Linked DNA regions of Homo sapiens: region 1 is linked to region 2. Evidence: chromatin loops called from intact Hi-C (ENCODE). Cell type or tissue: HepG2. All regions are shown on one strand. Each heading gives the region's core, and the rest is flanking DNA. Links, peaks and the distances in the headings are about the cores only.

Region 1 (15,479 bases), core at 3,771-11,770, 930 kb after region 2:
ATCCCCCTGCCTCGACCTCCCAAAGTGCTGGGATTACAGGTATGAGTCACCATGCTCGGCCCTCTCTCAACCGTTAGCTCCCACTCACACCCCTCCCTTGACTTTATTTTTTACCTAAAACATTAACACTTGATTGTGGAATAGTTAGTAGCAAACACAGAGAGAGAATTTGTTATAAGTCATTTCTTAACAAAGAACCATTTGAAATCCAATTTCTGTTATGACTTTTACTTTTTTTGGACATCTTCAGGCATTTACCTCAAAATATTATCAAAGTGTTTGGCTGCAAAAAGAAACAAAAATACCAACTTTTAAACAACAAATGGATGTAAAGCTCTCTAAAGAAATCAATGTTAAATAAAAAGTTCAAAATGTCCTATACTTGCTGTGTGCTTAAATGCTGAAAAAGGAAATGTATGCCAGGAAAAAACTATTTCATATGATTGTGCCATATGTATACAGATCAAGAATCTAATTCACAGCAACTCTATTTTTAGGTGAGGACCAACAGTTTTATAAACTGGTTTGGAAAGAAGAAATGTTTCAGCAGTCACTAGATAAGAGGAAAAAGCTTGATGTGAAATAATTCTTTTAGTTCTCTGTAGGGTCAAGGATTCAAGTATCACATACAAAATGCGATGCTGAAATGGGGGAAGTCACTATAACATACTGCAAGTCTCTCTAATTTAAAATGCCATTCAGACTTGTACTCATGGAATACAAAGTGCTTCTTATAAAGCTTGTATTACAATCTATTTCTTAGCTCCTACTTTGGATTAAACAAGATAGTTACACAAAAGATCCAGGAGTAGTATCTGACACTTAACGGTTTCCTTTTCCTTTTCCTTTGGAGGTAAGAGGAATGTGAGCATGTTTCTAATTTCCAAGGAAAAATTATTAAATATCTTTGAATCTTGGTTTCTTCCTGTGAAGGATGATAAAACCACTTCATCAAGTCATTGTAAGGGATAAAAGTTATAGCCGATATAAATAGTTAATTGTATGTAGTTGCTCAAAATAAAGTAGCTATCATTATTAGCACTATATTTTTAGAGTGGTTTAGTATAAACTGCATATCCAAACTTCTAACCTTTACAATATTCACCAAAACTCAAATCTAAATAGACAAAGTATGCTCAAATCATGATGTTATATAGAAAAACCTCTAAGGTGGTTAAGCGACTTTATTATGGTATTTTAATATCATGAGTTTTCTCAAAGTGTAAGCTTTGAAATTTTAATAATAAAACATAATGATCCATCTATATTCCAGTTTGTTCTTCATCAAAAATGGGTTTCCAAGAAGAAAATCTAATTGTACCAATGCAAAAATCCTAGTAATGACTGGCTGAAAATCTGAGCAGCTCTGAGGTAATTAAGTTGAAAATGCCAAGGAAAATTGTATTTTTGTGGTTGTTATTTTATTACCCTTTCCAGCAATTTTCCACTTGAATACCTTTTAAATGTATAATTTAGCCGCACTTTATTCTTTACTGTATATCAATATGGGAGGCAAATAACTTAACAGAAGACCTGGAACCACCAAGAATTCTGGTTCTAGTTCTTGTATTGATTTAGCTCTTGATTTTCCATATTTAAATTAGGATAATAACCTGACCAGTTTCAGAACCATGTTGTCATGACCTCTTCTTCTTTTTCTTTGAGTCTCTCCATCTCCTTTCCACCACTGCCAGTCCCCAAAATACTGTGGAACTGAATTTATCATAAGTGAATTGCTTGCATTAAATTATCTGATATAAAGTAGTATTTGGCATAAAAATGATCATAAATGTTTTCCCCCTTCTTATAAATAATGCTTTTTCCCTTTTTCTCAACAGTTCTAATTGCCTCTTATTAAACCTATGAAATTAACTTCTCCTGATTTTAGTAATTCCAGTCATTTCAGCAAACCCAAGAGAGCCAAGGACTGAGCTCTGGAACATTCTGTTACTTAAAAGTCAATATTTAAAGATTCAAAGGTGAATCCCATCAAGGTGGAAGCCTGATTCGATTTGTCATGAGGATATGGGCTGAGACCGTGGAGACATTAAGGTTGGCTGTAAAGGGTGGTCAATAAATCGGTAGCTATAGGGGACATAAAAGCGAACGAGGGTTCTATTCTCCCTTGATCAATATTACAGCACATTACAGCAGGGAGAAGAGAGATATAGTGATTATGCAAGACAGAACAGAGATAATTATGTCAGCAAATTCTTGAGAAGGTGAAAAGAGATGGAATCCAGTGCACAAGTAAAGGGATTGTTTTTAACATGGGGACAGAGACCCTTCCTCTGTAATAGAAATATTCAGATGTGAGAGACTAGGTGGTGGGAAAATATCATTATCTTCTGATTGCTTCTGTTTGCTCAGCAAGATAAGAAGCAAAGTCATCAGCAGAGAGTGAAGAACAAGGAATACAAGTTGGAAATTTGATAAGAAAAAGTGTAACATAGTAACCTCAGACAGGGAAAAAATAATTCAGTGAGAAAATGGAAACTGTGGTTGACAACTGCAGAGAGGCACTAAGGGCCCACTTGAGACACAGTCATGAAAATTAAGAGAGATCCCTCAGCTAAGTTAGATGTTCCTCTCCAACCATGAACTGCAAGCTTGGTAAACATTTATTAAATGTTTATTAAGTGCCAAGCACTATTCTAAACACTTCATTTTTATATTACTTTATATTAATACGTTTGAGCCCGCAACAACTCCATTAGATAGGTATACATGAGGAAACTGAGGCACAGAGCAGTGAAGAAACTTACTCAAGCCACATGGCTAGTAAATGTTCGACTCAGGATTCAAGGAGCGTGGGTCCAGAACCCACAACCTTAATCACTAAACTATGTGACATTTCTGTGAGTGCTTGGGATTAACCAGTATTGATGTTCTGCCATTTGAGTAAGGCAGAGAGTGAGGCAAAAAAGCTGAGGGCATTTACAAGTAATTAAACAATGGAATCTAAGCTGGACAAGGAGGAAGTGAGGATAAAAGAGGGTAGTGGAAACTAAAAATTGTAATAGTCAATGGATTAGAAGCCCCAGAGTAGTCCACAATTGTCATAGAGGCAGTTAGCTGAAAACAGAAGAAGGGGTGTTTGGTGACTGGATGTTAGAAGATGAGATTTTGAGTATGGTACAGTTATTCACAACAACATAGTATAAAGTTTTACCATGATGATTGGCAGCTAAGGTCAGGGGGTGAGATGAGGCATGAAAAGATTGTAATGGAAAAGGTCACAAGGCCATGCGTGGTGGCTCACCCCTGTAATCCCAAAAATCTGGGAGGCCAAGGCGGGCCCATCACCTGAGGTCAGAAGTTCGAGACCAACCTGGCCAAATGGTAAAACCCCACCCCTACTAAAAATACAAAAAATTAGACAGGCATGGTGGCCCACACCTGTAATCCCAGCTACTTGGGAGGCTGAGGCAGGAGAATCACTTGAACCTGGGAGACGGGGGTGTCAGTGAGCCAAGGTCACACCACTGCACTCCAGCCTGGGCAACAGAGTGAGACCCCATCAAAAAAAAAAAAAAAAAAGAAATAAAGAAAAGAAAAGGTCAAGAGACTTAAAACAAAATCCATTGAATGTACTTTATATATATATGTATATATACCAAAGGTAGTCATGGAAAGAAAGAAAGAAGTCAGGTGTTAACATCTTCACCAAATGAGGAGCTTTGTAGATTACTACAGGATGGAAGGATAAGCATAGTCCAGCGGCTTTGCTCCAAATAGATATTCCAACTCTTCCCAATTTACAGATAACTTTCTTGGTTTTAACACTGAAAGTCCCACATTCTGGGCCTCCATGAGCTAGGGATTTTGAAAGATGAAGAAAAATGAGACATTTTCTGGATATGGCAATGAAAAGATTATACCTGCTCTATCTCCAGGCCTTGTGAGATATGGATGTTATGAATTTTAACTCTAAAAAACTGTCATGCGGTAGGTACTACTATTATATTTGTAATTCCTCTTCTCAGAATAGAATGCTTTGTTAACATTAGCTGATTAGTTTGAAGCAAATATTTCCAAAACATTTTCCTCACATTTTGTGCTACCTTGATTCCTAAAGGGTAATGATTATGTTTCTTGTCTCGCTAAATCTAATATGCTCTAAAAGCTATAGCTAATTCTGTTTTACCAATAAGTATTGTAAATACTTGAATGCACCCAATAGGAAAAAATCACTCAGGTAAGAAAGTCTTTTCTCACAGAAAAAGTGTTGGCACTCGGGAAAGGATAGGCGTGGTACTGCAGTATCATCCTATAATGAGAAATATTCTGCCATAGAAGGGTCCACATCTTCCACTCCGCTAATTCAAAGACTTCTGGGTCTAGAGTATGGAGGGAGAATCACAGTATTTCATAGGCAGCAGTAACCTTAAAGATACTTTAGAAGTTATTTAGGAGTTATGGAAACCATCTTATTTGATTTAAACCCTTGTGGAAACTCTTCACTCAGATTATGCATTAAAAGTAGTTTCTGTATATTTCTATATTCACATGGCATTAAATGCTGTATGACACTTTTCCATTTCTTAAGCTGGACATTTACAAAATGTGTATCATATTAAGTGATTTCAAAATAACACATGCAAAGAAAAAGGCTGAAAAAATACACAAAAGATTCACTAAAAAATTATCCAGATGGTGCAATGAGACCATCAGGCTAGTCTAAGCCATCTTCCAGGTCTTTCCTGCCTTGTAACCACACCCTTCTCTCTCCTTGCTCTTATCACTAAACTTCTCGAAAGCAAAGTCTATATTTTTTTAACTCCAAATCACATCTTGGATTGAACCTGACTTCAGCCCACACTCTCTTAGGAGGTTACCAAATGACTATTTGCATAGTCATTTATGAGAAAATCCCAATTTCCTATCCTTTTATTATTTTCACCATATTCAGAATGAACTACGTAACTAAATGTGTATGATTTTTACACATGTGTTAGTCTCGCACAAGTTTAAAATCCCTGTCATTTATGAGAAAATCCCAATTTCCTATCCTTTTATTATTTTCACCATATTCAGAATGAACTACGTAACTAAATGTGTATGATTTTTACACATGTGTTAGTCTCGCACAAGTTTATAATCCAGAAAAAAACTACTTAATATGCCATATATCCTAAGCTCAGGTTTAAATGCCCAGCTCTCTAAACTCAGTTTCCATCCCTCCTTGGAATTTCAGTAACGTTTCAAACCATTTGCTATCTCTTCTCCCTGAAATTATCTAACTCCTGTCCACTTTAAAATAATATCTCTTATCTTACTCTCCTATTAAGTTCTTTTACTTTCTACCTCCAAAATTAGTTCATTATTTTTCATATAATTCTTGAACTTTTAGCAACACAATGACACCTCTCTTTTTAATATATTCTTGCCCTGAATAGTTTTCCTGAATGTTCTTTCTTTGGTCACTTAGTGGCTTCTTTTCTTCCTCCAGGCTCCAAAGGCCAGTAATCCCCAAGAACCTACACTTGCACTTTCCCTCCCTTCTTTCTACAAGGCTGACTTTTATTAGCCAAGTGTCTATTCTCATGATTTCAAGAGCCATTCCTAAACAGAATGTACCTCAAAACCTAACATTTTGAGAATTCTTTCCTGCAGTTCCAACCCATTGCTAAAGGCATCTCCACCTGGATGCCTTACAGTCAGTCACCTCACACTCCAACAAAAATCACACTCATCTTCCTAACCAAAACCAGTTATTCTCCTGATTTCTCTAATTCTGGTTAAAGAAGCCACCAATCTCATGGTCACCCAAACTAAAAACCTCTGTTTTTAATCTACTCTAGTCAGTTAGAATGGTTAACTTTTTCTATCTCCACCCTAGGTCTGATAATCATCCCCTCTTCTTCACGCCTACAATTATATTATAATGGCTTCTTAATTGCCTCTTTGCCTCTGGTTTTTCCACCATCCAGTCTGTCCAGGATATTACTGCCAAATAAATATTCTAAAACCCAGTATTATGACATTTCTTATTCAGTAACCTTTAGCAGCCTCCTACCATATAGCAAACTAAAGTCAAACTACCTAACCTGGCAACCAAACCCCTCTAAGCTGCTTGTATTTCTCTGGTAATACTTATCTTACAATAGAGTCAAACCTCTTAGATTCTAAAATCAGAAACGAGAAAATCATACATAATCAAAATTACCCTGGAAAAGTCCTTCGACAGGCACTCCCCTGGAGACCGCAAGTTGGTTTGGCACAGCCAGTTTTTCCTCCAGCATTGGAACAGATTCCTGTTTCTTTGGTTGAGCACCAGGTGAAGTAGTTGGCTTGCTTTTAGGGTACACTTTACATGAAAAATGCATATATGTATATCTTTAAAAACTAGAATCACTCAGCTCAGTGGATATACTTGCACTTCAGAACAGAGACAAACTGAGGAAACCACAGGTTCGCATCTCCATTGTCATGCTCACTCCAGGCAATCATTAAAAGGAATGATGGGCAGTATTGTCAACATTATTTAAATTGGTAATTTTCTCATTTTTATTAGATTGTTAGTTTGCTTTTGTTTTGCTGAGATAATGGGATTTCAACTGTTAAGTCTTCATTAAAAGTTATTTAGGAACTTGCCTTTACTCATCCCCCAGAACTTTGGGGATAGAAATCATGTCATATTCCTATTTTCATTTTATACAGCACTTGACACTGTACTGAGTTACCCTGTAAGTATTTTCTCAACAAATCAAATTTGCTTTGATTTGTTTATAATTAAGTGGTGTTCAATAGAATATGTCTGATGAAAGGGTTATTTCCTATTTTATTAAAATCTGGATCTTTTCCCATAAAGACATATTGACAAAGTCTTTTCTATTGCAATTATTTTAAGGCAACAACTATTTTTAAAATATGTTGCTCTATTTTAAATATAATAATAAAACAATATTGATAAACTCCAGTAGAGGCTATGAAATAGATATATACTTGGTATCTATATTTAATAACCAAAATATACATGTTAAAATATTTGTATATTTCAATACAGATGCCACATATTTATATTTTAAAATAATTAATCTACAGTTGTTATTTAAATTAATAACAAGGGGCCGGGCACAGTGGCTCATGCCTATAATCCCAGCACTTTGGGATGCTGAAGTGGGTGGATCACCCGAGGTCAGGAGTTCGAGAGCAGACTAGCCAACATGGTGAAACCTCATCTCTACTAAAAATACAAAAATTAGCCAGGCATGGTGGCGGCTGCCTGTAATCTCGGCTACTCGGGAGGCTGAGGCAGGAGAATCACTTGAACCCTGGAGGCAGAGGCTGCAGTGAACTGATATCACGCCACTGCACTCCAGCCTGGGAGACAGAGTGAGACTCCGTTTCAAAAAAAATAATAATTAATAAAATAAAAAAATATGAATAACAAGGAAATAACTGCTGTAATATGTCATCATGATTATATTAAATCACGAAAAAAGCTGATAGCATTCCTGCATTAGACTGCATAGGGTTTGCCAATGTTATTTAAATATACCGTATAAATAGAACAAAAAAATAGATCCCAGAAAAATTACAAATACAGTATCCCACGTAACTTAAGATTGTTACAAGAGTTATTTAAATATTTACCTTGGGGAAATATAAGACATCCAGAGCTGCTTCTGGGAGATAATTTAAATAAGCCACCCTGTGCATTTTGAGGGACGTACAAAAATAAAGTTTGGACTTGCTGCCACATCCTCTAGATACCTGTTATATTCTTCCTGAAATTTAGTGACAGAATCTACCCTGTAGTATCCAACACTGTACAACTGGCAGGTTTGAGAAGTCATCTTGAGTTGGGGTGGTGCTAATGGACATTCCCCAGGAGCACCTAAAGGGAAGCTATGAAGGCGACTCTAGGTGGTGTCACACACCCTTGCTTCCCTGGGCAACATCCGCGGGGCTTTGAGAATGTTCCTGGGAACGTTGATCTCCGAGTGAAGGTTGGAGCTTCCTAGTGACCACTAGGGGGATCGGGAGCACCGTTGCGGCAGGCTGCCCTCTGGAGGCCGTGAAAGGAAAGGGCTCCAGGGATGTTCTGAGGTTTACAGGCTGCACACACCAAACAGCAGTGGATGCTGACGCTAAAAGACTATTAATGGGCCAGGAGTGGCGGCTCACGCCTGTAATCCCAGCACTTTGGAAGGCCGAGGCGGATGGATCACGAGGTCAACAGATCGAGACCATCCCGGCCCACATGGTGAAACCCCGTCTCTACTAAAAATACAAAAATTAGCTGAGCATGGTGGCATGTGCCTTTAGTCCCAGCTACTTGGGAGGCTGAGGCAGGACAATCACTTGAACTCGGGAGGCAGAGGTTGCAGTGAGCCGAGCCGAGATCCTGTCACTGCACTCCAGCCTGGCGACAGAACGAGACTCCGTTGTCAAAAAACAAACAACAACAACAAAAAAAACTATTAATGTAGGGAACAGACCTCAGATATTTGGAGCCAGATGAAGATGCCATCGGGGTTACTGATGCCTGGTATGCTGATAACCTTTCTACCTAGATTTCTAGTTTTTCACGCATGTCCAAAGAACTAGGTCTCCCTGAAGAAGGAAAGCTACATATCAGAATGAGGAAACAGAATATATACAGGCTTTGGGATCAGACCAACTTGTATTCAAATCCAATTTGCCATTTATTAGCATGAGAGGATGATTAAGGCCATATATTTAATCCCTGTAAGCTTATGTTTCCTCATCTGGAAAATGCAAAGTACTTGGTATCAGAAGGTACTTTAAAATTAGAATGGATTCAAAAGAGGAAGTTGTACTTTTAGTTTTTAACCTAATACAATTGGAATATCTGGGACTCTGGGTGGTATCATTCATTACTGTCCCCAGCTACCTTTAGTAAAATCTAACATCTCTGTCAATAGCTACACAGACTCCACAGATCAATAACAGCCTTATGTAGTGAAACATGATGCCCTAGAAGATTCTGCTGCTTCCAAACCTGCTATATTTTGTATTGGACATAAATATTAATTGTTCTCATGAACATCAGCCTATAGGGAGGCCTATAGCCTCCCGATCTAACCCCCTACCAGGTGTAGCCAGTATATCTAAATGGAGCTCTCACCTGCCTGTCTGGTACCTTTGGTTCCTCAAGGTGTTGAGAGCCTCATCCAGAATTACAGTTGCCAGAATCAGCAGACTGAGGAGCAGATAGAGTTGGAGGGGCCAGCCTACTTAACTAACCCCTGTATCCCTTTCCCTTGGTATTGGTCTTTGTTGGTAGTATTGGTCCTGCTCCTCAGGCTCCATCTGTTAAACATCTCAACAGCATATACATACAGCTCCCTATTTAATTATTCTAATCCCACCTGATGCTGCCCCCAAGAAGTTTCTTCTGTCCCACGTCATTGCATTAGTCCCTTGAACTGACTTCATCCTGTATTTAAACTATTACACCCTCAGCTTGGGTTTTAAACTTTAGGTCTCATTACAGTACATTTTCCCCAGGCCTCACTCACAAATATTACAACTTAGCCTCAGATTGTTCCTCAAAATCTCTCAAAAGAGCTGATAGTTATGACTGCACCTTTAATCAGAATATATAAGGGCTAGAGTTATTGTCTGGAGTCACTGAACTAGCACTCAGATTCCTAACAGAGGATGTGGCTATAGAAATAGGGTCAGTTAATTCCATTAGTTAGTTTCTGTTAATTAACACTGTCATCAAAGAAAAAAACCCATAAATACTCAGAAATGACTCTAAAAAGAGTTCTTCATCCTCTAATTTAAAAAGTAGTTAATGCACAATTTTTAACTAATGTGGTGGCTTTTGTCTAGTCTCTCCGTAGGAGAACACATACTTAGAGTTGTGCACTTGGGGTTTTTTTCCTGTAATAACGATGGATTTCAGCTGATCCATCTGTTTTCTCCTCTGGAATGCCTCATAACCAAGAGTATGTATCTCCAGATAGCAAGAAAGGGGGAATTATTTAGTGGCCCAAGAATTGCAAGGAATACTAAACGGTTCATAACAGAATTCAGACCTTATTAGAAATGTGTCGGAGGAGGAGCCAAGATGGCCGAATAGGAACAGCTCCGGTCTACAGCTCCCAGCGTGAGCGACGCAGAAGACGGGTGATTTCTGCATTTCCATCTGAGGTACCGGGTTCATCTCACTAGGGAGTGCCAGACAGTGGGCACAGGCCAGTGGGTGCACGCACCGTGCGCGAGCCCAAGCAGGGCGAGGCATTGCCTCACCTGGGAAGCGCAAGGGGTCAGGGAGTTCCCTTTCCGAGTCAAAGAAAGGGGTGACAGACAGCATCTGGAAAATCGGGTCACTCCCACCCGAATATTGCGCTTTTCAGACCGGCTTAAAAAACTGCGCACCACGAGACTATATCCCACACCTGGCTCGGAGGGTCCTACGCCCACGGAGTCTCGCTGATTGCTAGCACAGCAGTCTGAGATCAAACTGCAAGGCGGCAGCGAGGCTGGGGGAGGGGCGCCCGCCATTGCCCAGGCTTGCTTAGGTAAACGAAGCAGCCAGGAAGCTCGAACTGGGTGGAGCCCACCATAGCTCAAGGAGGCCTGCCTGCCTCTGTAGGCTCCACCTCTGGGGGCAGGGCACAGACAAACAAAAAGACAGCAGTAACCTCTGCAGACTGAAATGTCCCTGTCTGACAGCTTTGAAGAGAGCAGTGGTTCTCCCAGCACGCAGCTGGAGATCTGAGAACAGGCAGACTGCCTCAAGTGGGTCCCTGACCCCTGACCCCCGAGCAGCCTAACTGGGAGGCACCCCCCAGCAGGGGCACACTGACACCTCACATGGCAGGGTATTCCAACAGACCTGCAGCTGAGGGTCCTGTCTGTTAGAAGGAAAACTAACAAACAGAAAGGACATCCACACCGAAAACCCATCTGTACATCACCATCATCAAAGACCAAAAGTAGATAAAACCACAAAGATGGGGAAAAAACAGAACAGAAAAACTGGAAACTCTAAAACACAGAGCGCCTCTCCTCCTCCAAAGGAACGCAGTTCCTCACCAGCAACGGAACAAAGCTGGATGGAGAATGACTTTGACGAGCTGAGAGAAGAAGGCTTCAGACGATCAAATTACTCTGAGCTATGGGAGGACATTCAAACCAAATGCAAAGAAGTTGAAAACTTTGAAAAAAATTTAGAAGAATGTATAACTAGAATAACCAATACAGAGAAGTGCTTAAAGGAGCTGATGGAGCTGAAAACCAAGGCTCGAGAACTACGTGAAGAATGCGGAAGCCTCAGGAGCTGATGCGATCAACTGGAAGAAAGGGTATCAGCAATGGAAGATGAAATGAATGAAATGAAGCGAGAAGGGAAGTTTAGAGAAAAAAGAATAAAAAGAAATGAGCAAAGCCTCCAAGAAATATGGGACTATGTGAAAAGACCAAATCTACGTCTGATTGGTGTACCTGAAAGTGACAGGGAGAATGGAACCAAGTTGGAAAACACTCTGCAGGATATTATCCAGGAGAACTTCCCCAATCTAGCAAGGCAGGCCAACGTTCAGATTCAGGAAATACAGAGAACGCCACAAAGATACTCCTCGAGAAGAGCAACTCCAAGACACATAATTGTCAGATTCACCAAAGTTGAAATGAAGGAAAAAATGTTAAGGGCAGCCAGAGAGAAAGGTCGGGTTACCCACAAAGGGAAGCCCATCAGACTAACAGCGGATCTCTCGGCAGAAACCCTACAAGCCAGAAGAGAGTGGGGGCCAATATTCAACATTCTTAAAGAAAAGAATTTTCAACCCAGAATTTCATATCCAGCCAAACTAAGCTTCATAAGTGAAGGAGAAATAAAAACCTTTACAGACAAGCAAATGCTGAGAGATTTTGTCACCACCAGGCCTGCCCTAAAAGAGCTCCTGAAGGAAGCGCTAAACATGGAAAGGAACAACCGGTACCAGCCGCTGCAAAATCATGCCAAAATGTAAAGACCATCGAGACTAGGAAGAAACTGCATCAACTAACGAGCAAAATCACCAGCTAACACCATAATGACAGGATCAAATTCACACATAACAATATTAACTTTAAATGTAAATGGACTAAATGCTCCAGTTAAAAGACACAGACTGGCAAGTTGGATAAAGAGTCAAGACCCATCAGTGTGCTGTATTCAGGAAACCCATCTCACGGGCAGAGACACACATAGGCTCAAAATAAAAGGATGGAGGAAGATCTACCAAGCAAATGGAAAACAAAAAAAGGCAGGGGTTGCAATCCTAGTCTCTGATAAAACAGACTTTAAACCAACAAAGATCAAAAGAGACAAAGAAGGCCATTACATAATGGTAAAGGGATCAATTCAACAAGAGGAGCTAACTATCCTAAATATATATGCACCCAATACAGGAGCACCCAGATTCATAAAGCAAGTCCTGAGTGACCTACAAAGAGACTTAGACTCCCACACATTAATAATGGGAGACTTTAACACCCCACTGTCAACATTAGACAGATCAACGAGACAGAAAGTCAACAAGGATACCCAGGAATTGAACTCAGCTCTGCACCAAGCGGACCTAATAGACGTCTACAGAACTCTCCACCCCAAATCAACAGAATATACATTTTTTTCAGCACCACACCACACCTATTCCAAAATTGACAACATACTTGGAAGTAAAGCTCTCCTCAGCAAATGTAAAAGAACAGAAATTATAACAAACTATCTCTCAGACCACAGTGCAATCAAACTAGAACTCAGGATTAAGAATCTCACTCAAAACCGCTCAACTACATGGAAACTAAACAACCTGCTCCTGAATGACTACTGGGTACATAACGAAATGAAGGCAGAAATAAAGATGTTCTTTGAAACCAACGAGAACAAAGACACAACATACCAGAATCTCTGGGACACATTCAAAGCAGTGTGTAGAGGGAAATTTATAGCACTAAATGCCCACAAGAGAAAGCAGGAAAGATCCAAAATTGACACCCTAACATCACAATTAAAAGAACTAGAAAAGCAAGGGCAAACACATTCAAAAGCTAGCAGAAGGCAAGAAATAACTAAAATCAGAGCAGAACTGAAGGAAATAGAGACACAAAAAACCCTTCAAAAAATCAATGAATCCAGGAGCTGGTTTTTTGAAAGGATCAACAAAATTGATAGACTGCTAGCAAGAGTAATAAAGAAAAAAAGAGAGAAGAATCAAATAGACACAATAAAAAATGATAAAGGGGATATCACCACCGATCCCACAGAAATACAAACTACCATCAGAGAATACTACAAACACCTCTATGCAAATAAACTAGAAAATCTAGAAGAAATGGATAAATTCCTCGACACATACACTCTCCCAAGACTAAACCAGGAAGAAGTTGAATCTCTGAATAGACCAATAACAGGAGCTGAAATTGTGGCAATAATCAATAGTTTACCAACCAAAAACAGTCCAGGACCAGATGGATTCACAGCCGAATTCTACCAGAGGTACAAGGAGGAACTGGTACCATTCCTTCTGAAACTATTCCAATCAATAGAAAAAGAGGGAATCCTCCCTAACTCATTTTATGAGGCCAGCATCATTCTGATACCAAAGCCAGGCAGAGACACAACCAAAAAAGAGAATTTTAGACCAATATCCTTGATGAACATTGATGCAAAAATCCTCAATAAAATACTGGCAAACTGAATCCAGCAGCACATCAAAAAGCTTATCCACCATGATCAAGTGGGCTTCATCCCTGGGATGCAAGGCTGGTTCAATATACGCAAATCAATAAATGTAATCCAGCATATAAACAGAGCCAAAGACAAAAACCACATGATTATCTCAATAGATGCAGAAAAAGCCTTTGACAAAATTCAACAACCCTTCATGCTAAAAACTCTCAATAAATTAGGTATTGATGGGACGTATTTCAAAATAATAAGAGCTATCTATGACACACCCACAGCCAATATCATACTGAATGGGCAAAAACTGGAAGTATTCCCTTTGAAAACTGGCACAAGACAGGGATGCCCTCTCTCACCACTCCTATTCAACATAGTGTTGGAAGTTCTGGCCAGGGCAATTAGGCAGGAGAAGGAAATAAAGGGCATTCAATTAGGAAAAGAGGAAGTCAAATTGTCCCTGTTTGCAGACGACATGATTGTATATCTAGAAAACCCCATTGTCTCAGCCCAAAATCTCCTTAAGCTGATAAGCAACTTCAGCAAAGTCTCAGGATACAAAATCAATGTACAAAAATCACAAGCATTCTCATACACCAACAACATACAAACAGAGAGCCAAATCATGAGTGAACTCCCATTCACAATTGCTTCAAAGAGAATAAAATACCTAGGAATCCAACTTACAAGGGATGTGAAGGACCTCTTCAAGGAGAACTACAAACCACTGCTCAAGGAAATAAAAGAGGATACAAACAAATGGAAGAACATTCCATGCTCATGGGTAGGAAGAATCAATATCGTGAAAATGGCCATGCTGTCCAAGGTAATTTACAGATTCAATGCCATCCCCATCAAGCTACCAATGACTTTCTTCACAGAATTGGAAAAAACTACTTTAAAGTTCATATGGAACCAAAAAAGAGCCCGCATCGCCAAGTCAATCCTAAGCCAAAAGAACAAAGCTGGAGGCATCACACTACCTGACTTCAAACTATGCTACAAGGCTACAGTAACCAAAACAGCATGGTACTGGTACCAAAGCAGAGATATAGATCAATGGAACAGAACAGAGCCCTCAGAAATAACGCCACATATCTACAACTATCTGATCTTTGACAAACTTGAGAAAATCAAGCAATGGGGAAAGGATTCCCTATTTAATAAATGGTGCTGGGAAAACTGGCTAGCCATATGTAGAAAGCTGAAACTGGATCCCTTCCTTACACCTTACACAAAAATCAATTCAAGATGGATTAAAGATTTAAACGTTAGACCTAAAACCATAAAAACCCTAGAAGATAACCTAGGCATTACCATTCAGGACATAGGCATGGGCAAGGACTTTATGTCCAAAACACCAAAAGCAATGGCAACAAAAGCCAAAATTGACAAATGGGATCTAATTAAACTAAAGAGCTTCTGCACAGCAAAAGAAACTACCGTCAGAGTGAACAGGCAACCTACAACATGGAAGAAAATTTTCGCAACCTACTCATCTGACAAAGGGCTAATATCCAGAATCTACAATGAACTCAAACAAATTTACAAGAAAAAAACAAACAACCCCATCAAAAAGTGGGCGAAGGACATGAACAGACACTTCTCAAAAGAAGACATTTATGCAGCCAAAAAACACATGAAAAAATGCTCATCATCACTGGCCATCAGAGAAATACAAATCAAAACCACTATGAGATATCATCTCACACCAGTTAGAATGGCAATCGTTAAAAAGTCAGGAAACAACAGGTGCTGGAGAGGATGTGGAGAAATAGGAACACTTTTACACTGTTGGTGGGACTGTAAACTAGTTCAACCATTGTGG
Region 2 (15,479 bases), core at 3,132-11,131:
CTTATAGGTCTTCTGTTTAGTGTGAATTCTCTGGTACTTAATAAGATCAGAGCTAACTGAAGCTTTTCCCACATTCCTGACATTTAAAAGGTTTCTCTCCTGTGTGGTGTTTCCCATGAAGACACATAAGTTTTGGAAGCTCTTGTTTACAAGTGGCAAGTTTCTTTACTTCCTTGGAAAAGCTCAGTGCTGTTTCTGTACCTTGTGTATATCACCATGATTTTCCCTGCCTGTTGTTTTCTGGACAATTTCATTCTGGTCTGTTTTGATATTTTGCATCCTAGCATTTGTATTTCTGATGCAGAAACCGATACAGGATGATCATTTCCAGTGTCATATTTTAGCTTTAACCCTAGAGAGATGACAGCTTCACAGATACTCTGCATTACAACATCATAAAGTCTTCTCAGGAGGATGCAATAATTGACATTCTTCCTCAGAAAAATACACAACCACTTCTTCAAATGTCAGCAAACTCTGGGACTCAGGCAGGATGAGCTGAGATGCCATCTTCCAGTCTTTGGTGCTTTTCTGCTCAGCACAGGCTAAAACCTGTTGAGCATACAAGACTCTTTCATATACAGGCTGGGTTTCTTTGTGAGTATTCCAGCCTAGCTGTTCTTGTAGTACCCAGTATATATTCCAACATTCCTTCTGGAACACTCGCTTTGGTTAGGGCTCCGCTGGTTTATACTTGAAGTCTGGGGTCACTGCTGTTCCTCCCAGGAGCACTGCCTTCTCTCCCAGCTCATGGGCTGTGACCTTATTCTTTGTTTGACCAGGTTCTCTCTGCAAGCGTTTCACCAAGACCAGAGCCTGTTTTGACATTCTGTGGATGATGCTTCTGCACCCAGTTCTGGGTATCCTTGTGCAAAATGGTCAGGAACTGCTCTAACATCAATATTTCCAAGATCTACTCTTTTGGGTGGATCTCTGGCCTCAATCACTGATAGCATAATTTCTGAAGTAGGCTGATAGCCTCTGGCGTTCCAGTTGCTTCATCGTATCAGAAGGTCTGGAAGTGCCTGTGAGTGCCCTCAGGCCGAGATACTCTATTTATGTGGTGTACTTCTTACTGGGACTGGAGTTCTCTCTCACAGACCCATTAGTCTCCCACATAGCCCCCATCTGGGGGTTCAAGTATGCATCTGCCTTCAGCTCTCTCATCATTGTTTGCTCTAGGAACAGTTTTAACCCTGTGTGTGACACTGACACCCACCTGGGGCCACCTCTGACAAATGAGGGTGCATCAGGTTTGGTACAATATCAATGAGTAGATCTTCCTAAGAGCACTTCAGTAAGCTCTGGCTTCCCTGGAGGCCACTTTCCTCTTTCTCAGCTTGACTACCCTCTGTTGCCATGTCTCCCTGCTGCTCTGGGTATTGAAGCTCTGTTCCTGCGCCACATGGGGAAGCGGTGTCAGGAAAGCGCACTATGCCTGGCAAGTGAAGCTCCAAGATTTTCGGAGCCTTGGAAGGGGCCCTGGAAGACCAGTTTTCCCATTCTATCCCTCCACCTCCCAGAGACCTTACCCAGATTCACTATTCCTCGGTCGACGTCTGTCTATTTTCTCTTTATTGCGCTTGTTCTTTGCTTCTGTTTTTGTGTTCCACACTTTTGCTGCCTTTTGTGGTTTAAATTATTTTATATGATTTTATATTCTCTCCTTAGAATATTACCATGCTTGTTTTCTTACCTTTTTAGGTGTTTGTCCTAGAGTTTACAATATACATTTATAAGTAATCCAAGTCCCTTTTCCAATAACACTGTACCACTTGATGGGTAGTGCATGTACCTTATAATAAGATACTCCTAATTCCTCCCTCTCATCCCTTGTATAATTGCTATCATTCATTTTACTTATACAAAACTGTATCTAAACATATACACATGAGCATACATAATCAGATACATTTTTGCTCTTGTTATTTTGAACAAATTGTCAGAGCAATTAAGAATAACAGAAACAAAAGTCTTTATTTTACCTTCATTTGTTCCTTCACAATGCTCTCCTTCATGAAGATTGGAAGTTTTGACCTATATCATTTCCCTTGTCTCTGAAGAACTTTTTTCTAACATTTCCTGCAAGATAGGTCTACTAGCAACAAATTTTCTCATTTTTTTCTTGCTTAAGAAAGTCTTTATTTTTCTTTCACTTTTGAAGAATAATTTCAGAGGGTACAGAATTCTAGGTTTTTTTCTAGAAAAAAGAGTTCCTTTCTCTCAACCCTTTATTACAATAGTCCCTCCTATCTGTAGGGGATACATTCTAAGACTTCTAGCGGATGCTTGAAACTGAGGATAGTACCAAGCCCTGTATATACTATTGTTATGGTTTGGCTGTGTCCCACTCAAATCTCATCTTGAATTGTAACTCCCACAATTCTCATTCCAAGTGGAAGTAATTGAATCATACATGGAGGTCTTTCTGTTGCTGCTCCTGTGATAGTGAATAAATGTCATGAGATCTGATGGTTTGATAAAGAGGAGGTCTCCTGCACAAGCTCTCTCTGTTTGCCTGCTCCCATCCATGTAAGACGTGACTTGCTTCTCCTTGCCTTCCGTCATGATTGTGAGGCCTCCCCAGCCATGTGGAATTGTAACTTAATTAAACCTCTTTTTCATCCTAGTCTTGAGTATGCCTTTATCAGCAGCATGAAAATAGAGTAATATAACTATATTCCTTACTATACATACATACATACATATGTATGACCAAGTTTATTTTATAAGTTAGGCATAGTAAGATATTAATAATATTAATGAAATAGAATAATTACAACAATATACTGTAATAAAAGTTATGTAAACATAGTTTCTCTCTCAGAATATCTTATGGTGTTATACCAAACTTCGTTTTGTTGTCTGTTCTCTGATAAGTGAGAAGACTATTAAGTGACTATATACATTTATAGCATATAAACATATATACACTGGACAAAGAGATGATTCACTTCCCAGGAGGGATGGAATGGGATGGTGTGAGATTTCTTCACACTACTTAGAATGGTGCATAGTTTAAAACTTATGAATTATTTATTTGTAGAATTTTTCATTTAATATTTTCAGACCACTGTTGACAGAGGGCAACTGAAATCGTGGAAAGCAAAACCATGGATAAGGGGGACACTGTATTTCACCCCAGTCTCTTTTTATTGCGTGGTTTCTGAGGGGAAGTTGGATATATTTCTTATCTTTTTTCCTTTATATGTAAGGTGTTTTTTTCCCTCTGGTTTTCTTTTAAGATTTTTTTCCTTATCTTTGATTTTCTGCAGTTTGAATACAATTTGCCCAGGTGTTATGTGCTTTTTTTGGTACTTGTTCTGCCTGGTGTTCTGTGAGCATCGTGGAGCTGTGGTTTGTTGTCTAACATTAATTTGGAAAAATTCTCAGTCATTGTTGCTTCAAATATTGTTTCTGTTTTTGTTTTTTTTTTTTCTGTTGCTTCTTTTTCTGATATTCCCATTACACAGTTATACCTTTCATGGTTAACCCACGGTTCTTATATATTCCTTTTTATTTTCTTTTTTTTTCCTCTTTGCTTTTTAGTTTTGGAGATTTCTATTGACATATTCTCAAAAATAAAAGTTCCGATATTTTTTTCCTCAGTCATGTCCAATCTATTAATGAGCCCATCAAAAGCATTCTTCATTTCTGATCCACTTGTTTTGATCTGTAGCATTTAAAAAAAATCCTTTCTTAGAATTTCATCTTTCTGCTTATGTTATCCATCTGTTCTTGCAAGTTATTTTTTTCGATAAAAGCCCTTAGCATATTAACGATAGTTTTTAAACATTCCTGGTCTGACAATTCCAACATTCCTGGCATATGGGACTCTGGTTCTGATACCAGTTCAGTTTTTTCAAACTGGGGTTTTTGCTTTATAATTGTTTTCCTTGTAATTTCTTGTTGAAAGGAGGACATGATGTACTGGGTAGAAAGAAGTGCACTAAATAGGCCTTCAGTGATGCAGTGGTAGGGTGTGGGGGGAGGGGAAGTCTTTTGTACTCCTCTGATTAGGTATCACACTTTTTTTCTTTTTTCTCTTTCTTTCTTGCTTTTTTTTTTTTTAGACAGGGTCTCACTTTGTCACCCAAGCTCATGTCCAGTAATGGCGTGAACAGGGCTTGCTGCCGCTGCCTTAACCTCCCAGCCTTAAGCGATCCTTCCGCCTCAGCCTCCAAAGTAGCTGGGTCTACAGGCTCACACCACCACACCCTAGCTAATGTTTGTATTTTTTGTAGAGATGGGGTTTCGCCATGTTGCCCAGGTTGGTCTCGAACTCCTGAGGTCAAGTGATCAGCCTGCAGCCTCCCAAAGCGCTGGGATTACAGGTGTAAGTCACCGCGCCCAGTCTAGGTCTCAGACTTTTAATGAGCTTGTGGCCCTGGGCTCTGAACTTCACCAGTGCTTCACAGTTTTTCCCCAACTTAGGCTGGATATGATGGCTAGGGTGGTCTGGAGTTAGGTATTTCCCTTCCCCCAGGTAGGTTAGGCTCTGATAAAATTCCAAGAGGTTAGGGTCTGGAGGGCAGGCCTTGCAAAGAACAGAATATCCTTTCTTTCATATTTCAAATGGTTCCTCTTCCTTCCCCACTGCTGAAAGTACAGGGGAATTTTTCTCTGATAGTCGCTGTGAGGGCCTGGAGATAAGACTCACAGAAGGGTGAGGGTCCTCCGTGGCTGGGTTCCCTGGAGGTTTTAGCTCTCAGACTTGTCCACACCGAGCCTCCATCAGTTTATCAATTGCAGCTCAGATTTATGTACCTCAGCATTGGTTCCTGAAGAGGTTTCTGCTCATGAATTCCTCCTTTGGTAAGTTGTGATTCTCTGTATTTGCCTGTCTGTCTCTCCAATTTGTGGTGTAGGGTTTGCCCTAAGACTTCACTTCACTGACAGATCTAAGAAGAGTTGTTGATTTTTCAGATCACTCAGCTGTTTGCTTGCTGTTAGGATGGAGTGGCAACTTCTAAACTCCTGACATGTTGGAGTGGATACTGGAAGTTGAAAAAGGGTTTGAAACCTAACAAACTTTCAGGGGAGGGGCATAGGGAGAACAATAGACACCTCAGATACAACTGTGGACTAGAGAAGGAAAGACTTGTGTCCTTTTCACGGTGAAGCCTGGGCAGTGGGAAGCCGTATTCAGAAGTCCCCCTGTCCCCCACAGCACAAAAGCAATAGAGCTGAACTGGCTCTAGGTAGATAGGCCATTGCAGGTAGACGGGCCATGGCAACCTTGCAGAGTTCCAGTCACCCCACTGTGGTGCAGAGAATAACAGAATCATTTTATCTTTGTCACTGAGGGTGGTATGGACATGCTCCCTCAGCAGACCTGATGAGGCCTTGGGGTTAGGATGAGGGGGATAAGATGAGATTGAAAGATGAAGCTGATGACTGTAGGCCAGGTGCCTGAGGAGCTGAGTTTCTCATAACCTAACATGAAGTGTCTGCTTCCAGAGAGGATATGAGCCCGAGGTAGAAATAGCTGGGGTATGTCCTGAGAATTTCTAACATGTTCCCAGGTGATGCTGATGCTCCTAAATCTGGGATAACACTTTGAAAACCACTGCATTGTTTTATTCCAAACTTCCTAACCTCCTATTATTTGTTAAGTATAAGTAGATCTATGCATAATCAAAAGATACGTTACACTACCCAATTCCACAGGTGGTGTACTCTCTTGTACTATATGGTTAATCACCTAGATGTAGCAAGGAAAATGAACACTGGTATCTCCCATCTGTTGGTTACTGCTATTTTTTCCCCTTGGTGTTGTGCTTTTATGTTGACACTTTTCTTTCTTTCTTCCTTCATTTTCTTTGTTCTCCTTACTCTGATCTTTCCTTATAGCCTCTATTTGTTGTACCGTTTTTTTTCTATGTTCTGTGAAATACTGTGATCGGTATGTGAAAATAATATCATTTAATTAAGCTTTAAGGCACACTACCTTGCATCTAGCCTGAGAACAGCACAAGCCTGCTGTAATTTCTATGATTGGCCTCACTTAGGAGATTTTATTTGTTGAGAGGCACCTGAAAAACCTTAGCAAACTTGGTTCAGAAAAAAAAAATGGTGGCTACAGTAATAATATATAACTCAGAGATTTGAGACACAGATGATGTAGTTACCATAGGAAATTTTTTTCCTCTTTGGCTGTTATTACTCGTACTGTCTACAAGATCTGTCCAAGAACAGTGTATCATCTAAAAGAGGGGATGCTGGACTTAAAAAAATAAGTGAAAAAGAAAATTTAAATTAGAAGTCTTAAGTCAGTCATTGTATCCATATTGATATTCTTAACTGAAAAAGAACAAAACCCAGGAAGGCTTTTATTTATCGATTCCATGAAGAACATATTTCTTTTGTGTCATGGTGATCAGTGATTTTTGAATATATATATCTATAATATACTCAAATAAGATTTCTTGGTATTTTTTGGACTTAAAATTTTTGGATTGTATGATTCTGAGACTTACATGCATATGTTCATCTCATAAGATGGAAAAGCTTTTGCTCAAATTTTTTTTTGTCCATGTTGAAATGAGAATTAAAATCGCTAGAGGGCACTGTGGATAAGCATTTGTAGCAAAGATACCTATAGGAGCTAGAACTTGCCAGAATTTAGTTGTACAGGAAGTCCTCAATTACCGACATGTACTGGTCCAAAAATGTGCTTATAAATTAACTCTTCGGAATTCAGGATTCAGAGTGTATTTTCCTAATAGAAACAATAAAATAAGTAGTAGTATAACAATTTCCCAAGTTGACCTCTAATAGTCTGTTAAATATATATATGACACAGATTTGTTTGTTATGTGAAGGGAAGCAACAATAACAAAAACAAATATTATACACCTCATTGAGATATAATGGGATTTACCAAACAACAAATAAGACTATACAACTCATTTAGATATAATGGGATTTAAGAAAATTTTGATGTAGAGAGTTTTATTTTGGTGTGAACTGGCTTAATTACAAAAACCCACTAGCTTGGAAATATTACAGAGTTGCAATCTCTGTGTCTCAAAAACAAGAATAAAACAAAATACCCAGGAATAAACTGTTAATCTGTGGGTCACCCCCGTTGAATGGATTGATAGCACTACCCCCTCCTCCCAACTCCCTTCAGTTTTTAGTGGAGTGGGGTTCATACGGTTCTGCCTCCCCTGAACCCCACCTGGCTGCTTTGTTCTTATGTCCACTACCTCTCACTACTGCTGCTTCTCCTCCTGGTGCTGTTCAGTGGCATGTTTGGCTTCTTTCCCTTTTCTTTAAAGGCATCCAGATATCCAGCCAGTCCCAGCCTCTGGGTGAAGCCATTCCTCCTAGTTCCAAGCTAGCAAGGGTAATTTAGCACTGTTTGCTTGCAGACCTAACTTTGGGAATTCACTCAGTTCACCTCCCAGGTGGAAACGGGACCATCCCTATGGCCACAGCAGAGTCTCCCTTTCTCCCTGTGTCCCACCTGCCCTAGGAATGGTTCCCCTTTCCTCTTTCTTTCTTCAGCTTTCTTCCGTCTAACTTAATTACTGTTTTGGGATTATTTAATTTTTTTTCTCTAGGGCTTTCACTACGTAAGTCTACATTTCAATCAATGAGTGTTTTAAACTAGATGGGAAACAATACATGACTTGACAGTTAATTTGCCCTGATTTCTTGCCACACTTCCCTTTATTCTTTAGTGGAAATACAAAGTCACAGTTTTCTTTCATCTTTTACGAGCTAATGGGAATGTAGGCAGAGGTCAATGGTGAACAGAGTGCCTGAAGGTTTGTGGATGATGCAAAGTATTGGGAGAGTACCCTGAGCCCCACAAACCACCTTTATAATTTAGGTTGCATCAGTATCACCTGGGTGCCTGCCAAAAATACAGATTCTGTGAGGTGTTAGGTGGGACTCAGAAAAGTGCATTTTAATTAAGTATCCTTGATTATTCTGATGAGTGTTATTCTGGCCACAGATATAAATTGATAAATTATATAATAGTCCCTCCATCCTTAAGCCTCCTTTCAGGCAAATGTGTCATGGATTTTAGAGTGTTATCTTTTGTTTATGGGTTTTTGTTTTAAGGTGGCAAATGTGTCACTATCACCAAGGAGATGGGAAAGGTATGATTACTTTGATTTTTGGTGAGGTTGTGAAAAAATAATGTTTAGTAAAGATGAGCATCAATCTGATCTGCTCATTTAGCAGGATACATGTAGTATTTCCACCTACACTTTTCACAAAAGGAGAAAGCATTATTTATGAAGCCTTCTGTGTGTGTGTGTGTGTGTTTTAGGTGATAAATAATTGAAAGTAAAGGTTGGCATCACTATGCCATATCAAGCTTTTCCTTTTCTTTCTTTCCTTTTTTTTTTTTTTTTTTTGGTGATGAGACAGATGGTATTTTTTTCTATAGATGCCAAAAAAGGAAAAACCCCAAACCCACCAAGTCTCACAGTTGTGGAAAGAAATCTTATATGATTTCTAAAAGCAAGGATCTGCTGGCCCTCCTCTTACCCCAAAGACTAGGGACCATGAATCACTTGGAAAATAGATTTGTGTATTCTGAGTGCTTGTCACTGGGTTGGCTAACTTAGAGGGGTTTTTAGTTGAAACCAGGGCTTTCTAAGTATGCACTTGATAAGCATGTAAGAAGTAAGAACAAAATATATCCAGCTGATTAATAATGATATATTTCAAATATACTGGTGTTTAAATGGATATTAGACACTATGTTACCCTCTCCACCACTTCAAAATATTATAACATTTTAGGCTTTATAGTCTTTCATGACATCAAAGGTAATGTTATTATTTAAATAGAATAAGGACATCTGTTTTAGAAAGAGAAAACAGGTTCTTCAATGTGTGTTTTGGCTAGGCAAATGATAGCAGAAAAAACCTCTAATGCATCATTTTTAAATAGATCATTGAAATGACAGAGTTTTGATTTTTTTCAATGTTCTTTTTAACATCTGACAAGTCTAAGTACTTCTGTCTACATAAGTCACATACTAATTAGTAATTAACCACTGTTATTTAATTAGACTCTCTAGTTGGTACATCATGCATTGATCACTCCCAATTTGGTATGTGCTGGCTGCTCTTGGTGACTAGGCCACTCTGCTGGGGTTCATTTCATGCTGTGTGTTGCAGCTGTGCCCAGACACAACCTTTTTCTGCCTTTGTCTTGAAATTAGATAAGAAACATAAAAATGTGGAGAATTGAACTAACTCTAGTTAGTCAACTAGATTTCCAAAATGGTTACAAAAGGCAAAAGTGAATTTTTGCTGATTGAATGAAAAAAGGACTCTTTCGTTCAAAAATTCATTTTTTTCTCCTTTTTTATGCTTCAGATTTTCTTTCAGATGATTTGATAATGATATGTATGCTTTAAGGAAAGGTCAAAATTATATTTTAGACCTACTGAATTTGCAAGTGTTCTAAGCATGCAATAAAAACATGTAAAATCTCTACACTATATTAGATGAAACACATTTGAAGTAATTTTAATTAGAAATGGCCAAAGTAATTTAGAGACAATTGTTTTAATAAAAATGGTACATTTCTTAGATTATGAAACTAACTTTTTGCACTGTTTATTCCATTGGTTGTTACATAAATGGAGACTTCTGCTATTATGAATTCCTTAAACCACATAGTATGTCTTAAGCAACTCCTAGGACCTTATCAATATTTTATCCAGAAAGTACTCTTGATAATTAACTCTACTGTTTTTATTTTTCTTTTTTTCTTTTTCTTTCTTTTTTTTTTTTTTAGAAGAAGTCTTGCTCTGTCGCCAGTCTGGAGTGCAGTGGCGCAATCTTGGCTCACTGCAACCTCCGCTTCCCAGGTTAAAGCAATTCTCCTGCCTCAGCCTCCCGAGTAGCTGGAATTACAGGCACACACCACCACACCTAGCTAATGTTTGTATTTTTAGTAGAGATGGGGTTTCACCGTGTTGGCCAGGATGGTCTTGATCCGCCTGCCTCAGCCTCTCAAAGTGTTGGGATTACAGGCATGAGCCACTGTGCCCAGCCGATTAACTCTACTCTTGTAGCTGCACTCAACCCTAAGTGGACTTCACCTAAGTCAGTGGTTCTCAGCTCTGGGCAGAGGCCAGGGAAGGAGGAGATTTATGTATTCAAATTGCCTATAGAGTTTTTTGCTTGTTTAGTTGTGTTTTTGTATGAAAGAATGTTGTCTGGGGTGGGGCTTTATGATGAATGGCAGCCATCTAGTGTGACCAGACCATCATTTTCCCAGGATATGATGCACACAAAATCCTGAGACAAAGACCATCTCAGGCAAGTCCTGTAGAGCAGGTTGCGCACTTCCCTGAAAAGACTAGTCACAGTCAATTCTCACTCCCCAGGAGACCCATTGTAGTTTCACAGAAACGCTCACTTACAGCAGCCCTGACAGAGTGGCAGAGGGAGAAACAGAGGCTTCAGGAGGGTACTGGCTCATTCAAATCTGCACCATTAATAAGCACTGGAAGTAGGACCAGGTTTCAGATCTTTAGCTTCCTGATCTGGGGCTCTCTTCTCTATACATTTCTCTCCTCTTCCTCCTCATCTTCCTCTTTCTTCTTCTTCTGGATAAAGACATTTAGGCAAATAAGTTTAATGTGCTCATTATTTCAAGTTTTATGTAATGTTATTTCATAAATGTAATTTCTGATTAATTTTCATTTATTCTAGTTGGCAGGTTCATTAATCAGTGTAAATATGTGTAGATTATAAACTATGCAGTTGGTGCCTTTAATATTACATAGATATGTGGAAGTCCTTCCTTTTATTCTTAATTATCAAAAGATGGAATTCTGTCTCTAGAAAGTTTTGGAAGCATTCTAATAAAGGCTCTATGAACGTGAGTAATGAATCCCCCCAAACTTCTTTGATTTTTCCTCATTCCACATATGACAATCCCCAATTTGAGAAAAAAGCTCTTTTAAACAGAATGAAAGGTCTGTTTGTTCATATTTTGTAATAGAATCTGGTTGTTAAAAACACTCAGCAAATAGACATTCTTCCTCCTACTACCTCTGTGTAGCATAGGGAATGGTTTAGTCAGTAATGGTGTTTTCTTAGAAATTTCTAATAATTGTGCATATTAAAAATAAATTTTAAATTCAGAACAAACCAGGATTAAAAAATCCCAGGTTTTTTGGTCAAATTCAATGATCAGGTCTATGATATCTTTAATAAAAGAAATAACTCTTTCAATGAAAATAATATGGTCTGTGTTAGCAGTATCCAGATATTGTTGTCAGTGGATCATTATTCCCTCACAGTTATTTTATGTCTTTTTTACTATATGGAGCCCTATCTGACAAGGGTCAGCATTCTAAAAGTACTACATGGGGCAGTGGTTATGCCTCTTACTATCCACCTTCGATGTATTCTCTTGGTCAAAGACCAACTGTGAAGGATTTATAAAGTGGTAGCATGGCATAGTTCAAGAACTCAGTTTGAGCCAAGATTCCTGACTTCTCGTGTATTGTTACTGTCATCTACTTTTGTGTCCCTGGGACATCATTTATTCTGATCTACGAATTTAAAGGACTTCCCTAACATTATCATTTGTGCCTTTTAACCCTAAAGTTTTATGTGAGTATTTAAGCAAATATGTTGAAAACTTTGGGCATGCACTAAGGCTATGAATGCTGATTTAAACCTAGGGCTAGGGATTTTTTATGTAAATTTCAATGATTCCATAAACATTCTGTAGTTCTTGATAGGGTATTTTATACATATTTTAAGGAGTCAACAGTTTGCCAGAAATAGCTAGCAGCCAGAACTCAGCCCACAATCTACACGTCATTTGGAGAACATGCTAAAGACAGAATAGAGGCTACAATACATAGAAATGGCAAAATCCAAGATCCAGTTTATACATCAGTTGGTTAAGCAAATAACATATACCATGATTTGTGGTGCTAGCTGAGTTTGATGATAATAACTATAGGGCTTGCAAAACCCAGGCATTTATTTCTTTCTGCTTGTAGTGTGAAATCAGGGTAATGAAGTAGTTTGTTAAAAATATAAAGAGGAGGAAAACTCATGGATTTAACTATTGTTTTTCACTGTCTCACAGATTACCTGAAATTCAGTCAGTAGTTGAGAGATTTGTGTGTGTATATACGTAAATAAACTTATTTTAGGATCGGGGGTACATGTGATGGGTTGTTACATAGGTAAACTCATGTCACGGGGGTTTGTTGTACAGATTATTTCATCACCCAGGTATTAAGCCCAGTACCAAATAGTTATCTTTTCTGCTCCTCTTTCTCCTCCCATCCTCCACCCTCAAATAGAACCTAGTTAGTGTCTGCTGTTTCCTTCTTTCTGTTCATAAGTTCTTATTATTTAGTTCCCACTTGTAAGTGAGAACGTGCGATCTGGCTTTCTGTTTCTGCATTAGTTTTCTAAGGATAATAGCCTCCAGCCTCATCCATGTTCCTGTGTATAGTGTTATAGAACGGGCTAAAGAAGGCCCTGGTGTATTAGCTTGATTTGGCCTCTGCGTTGTTTACTTCTTCATAGCAGGCTAGGGTGGTTAGCTAGAACCAAACTCAAATTCTTACACATCCAGTTGCTTTAAATATAGCCCAAATAAGCATATTTTTAGACACTTAGAGCTTGCCTGTTTTACATAGCTTGTGAATCTGCACCCAGCATCTGCTAACCACAGATAAGACAAACTCCAGCAATAAAGACATGAAACCCTGCTGCCCTTTGATCCCTCTAACCCAAATAGTTTGCTGCTGAATGCCCTAACATAGGCATGTAAGCCACCTCTCCAAGTTCTCCTCCCCTGGAGATCCCTTGCCCTATTCTCCTTCTGAGTAGTGACCACCTGCCACTGTCTCTGGAAGTACTCTTGCTGGGAGGAACTTCCTCTCTCATGCAACCATAAGTTGCAATAAAGCATGCTCTGTGGTAGTGCCTCTTGGGGTCTTGCCTTTTCTGTGGTCAACCCCCAAATCCTTGAACTTACCACATATGTGTAATATATATCTATGAGTATGTTATTTAAAAATAATAAGCCAGGTAGGTTTGTTTCTGCCTTGGCATGAAGAAAATAAATCTACATGAAGGATGCATTAAAAATTGTTCCTTCATAGTATGAAATTGTAATTTGGTTCCTGTTTTTATGTGAACATTAAAGACAACATTATTTAGTGAAACACTAAAGGACTTAAAGTCAGAAGCCTTGAGTTTGAGCCTTGATTACTCATTAGCTGTGTGAACTTAGACAAGCCATTTAGCCTCTCTGAGCTGTAAAATAATGATGATACTACCTATAATTATTTTTATTGACCAAACTACAATACAAAGGTGACAGAAAGGCTGTAAAACAATGTAATTAAAACAGTGTAATTAAGAGAGTGAACTCTCCTTTGAAATTCTGGCCTCATGACTTGGGCGTCCAAAGGGGAACCTTTTTGAACTTGTTGTTTTAACCGTCAAATGAGGATAACAATACTACCTCATTCATGTGGTTACTCTAAGAATGAAAAGATGTCTCCTTTAAATGTTTCTAATGCATAGACATGCATATTATGTGTGTGCTTCAATAGTAAAATGAAGTACAAGTGTCATCTAAAGCATTTACAGGTGTCATGAGGAATGTGAGCATAATAAAGAAGGATGATGTTGAGGAGGGGGTGATATTCAGTTTTAAAAAAGCCATCAAGTCTTTAGGCAGTAATTTTGTATTGATGTGAAAAGTGTGAAATATTAGGAAGGGATAACACTCAGCAATAAAAGTTTCCCCAAATCATCAAAATAATTGTTGTATGTTCCTTTCTCATGATTCACATAGATATAGACTTCACACATATTATACTTAAACCAAAAAAATACTACCCAAGTACAGAGATGAATTTAAAAGGAAAACAAGGAGGTTTCATTTTAATTTAATTTCCAGACAGTGGATTACATCAATGAGGTCTGGCGTCTAATCAAAAACTGCAAATAAAGGAAGCAGATCAATTATCAGACTCCAGTTCAGTGGCTTCAACATGATGCCGAGTGCTTTTATTCATGTTACACAGATGAACCCAGCCCTCTTAACAGAAAAAAGCAAAGACTGCCCTTGCATGAAAACAAGGTGACTTAGTTCCCTAAAATCCAGTGGGAATGATGATTTCCAGTTTCATCCATGTCCCTACAGAAGACATGAACTCTTCATTTTTTATGGCTGCATAGTATTCCATGGTGTATATGTGCCACATTTTCTTAATCCAGTCTATCGTTGTTGGACATTTGGGTTGGTTCCAAGTCTTTGCTATTGTGAATAGTGCCGCAATAAACATACGTGTGCATTTGTCTTTATTGCAGCGTGATTTATAATCCTCTGGGTATATACCCAGTAATGGGATGGCTGGGTCAAATGGTATTTCTAGTTCTAGATCCCTGAGGAATCCCCACACTGACTTCCACAATGGTTGAACTAGTTTACAGTCCCACCAACAGTGTAAAAGTGTTCCTATTTCTCCACATCCTCTCCAGCACCTGTTGTTTCCTGACTTTTTAATGATCACCATTCTAACTGGTGTGAGATGGTATCTCATTGTGGTTTTGATTCGCATTTCTCTGATGGCCAGTGATGATGAGCATTTTTTCATGTGTCTGTTGGCTGCATAAATGTCTTCTTTTGAGAAGTGTCTGTTCATATCCTTTGCCCACTTTTTGATGGGGTTGTTTGTTTTTTTCTTGTAAATTTGTTTGAGTTCATTGTAGATTCTGGATATTAGCCCTTTGTCAGATGAGTAGGTTGCAAAAATTTTACAATGAGAACACATGGACACAGGAAGGGGAACATCACACTCCGGGGACTGTTGTGGGGTGGGGGGAGGGGGGAGGGATAGCATTAGGAGATATACCTAATGCTAAATGACGAGTTAATGGGTACAGCACACCAACATGGCACATGTATACATATGTAACAAATCTGCACATTGTGCACATGTTCCCTAAAACTTAAAGTATAAAAAAAAAATCCAGTAGGAAAACCCATGGATTTAACTATTATTATTTTCCATGTCACTGATTAACTGACATCTGCTCGTTCCACATGAAGACAGGAAGCCCTTTTCAGAAGACTAACATGGTAACGTGAGATCAGAAAAGACAATGAACTGTAGACATTTGCTCCTTGTGAGCCTAAGCGTAATATTGCTAAGTGCAGCACTAAGGAGATGTGTATAGTTTGTCTTGTGCACTGCATTAGGGTGTGACGGCAAAGAAAATGTAGCTAAAATGAAGACAAGTCAGTTGATATATCTACTTAGATTATATGCTGAGCAGCAGAAATGCCTTTGATGGATAATGAAGTCATAAAAGTAAGGTGACCTCAACAATGTGTAGGATAAAAATATGAGTGCTGTATGGGCAGATATGAAAGGGAGCAGTCCTCACCGTTACAGTACTTATTTCTGTGATGAGTGGTACAGAGAGCATGGATTGAGTGCATGTACT

What was found. Peaks named below come from ENCODE experiments on the same cell type or tissue, not always from the same donor. Only the 100,000 strongest peaks of a DNase experiment are listed, where the experiment ranks them.
Region 1: it touches region 2 in a loop (7-fold over the local background); 40 of 110 quality-filtered maps call a loop at or near these places.

What each region holds. Positions count from the first base shown.
Region 1 is chr12:44,940,926-44,956,404 of GRCh38, forward strand. No RefSeq gene overlaps it. Among named protein-coding and RNA genes, the nearest start is that of NELL2, 72 kb to the left of the region's middle. RefSeq lists an enhancer at 7,724-7,923. In HepG2, for the core only: a CTCF peak has its summit at 7,976 (motif pointing left); a DNase peak (open chromatin) is centred at 7,946.
Region 2 is chr12:44,008,971-44,024,449 of GRCh38, forward strand. The region is part of intron 3 of TMEM117 (transmembrane protein 117); the gene reads left to right. It also overlaps the pseudogene ZNF75BP. Among named protein-coding and RNA genes, the nearest start is that of TMEM117, 180 kb to the left of the region's middle. In HepG2, for the core only: a CTCF peak has its summit at 6,582 (motif pointing right); a DNase peak (open chromatin) is centred at 6,571.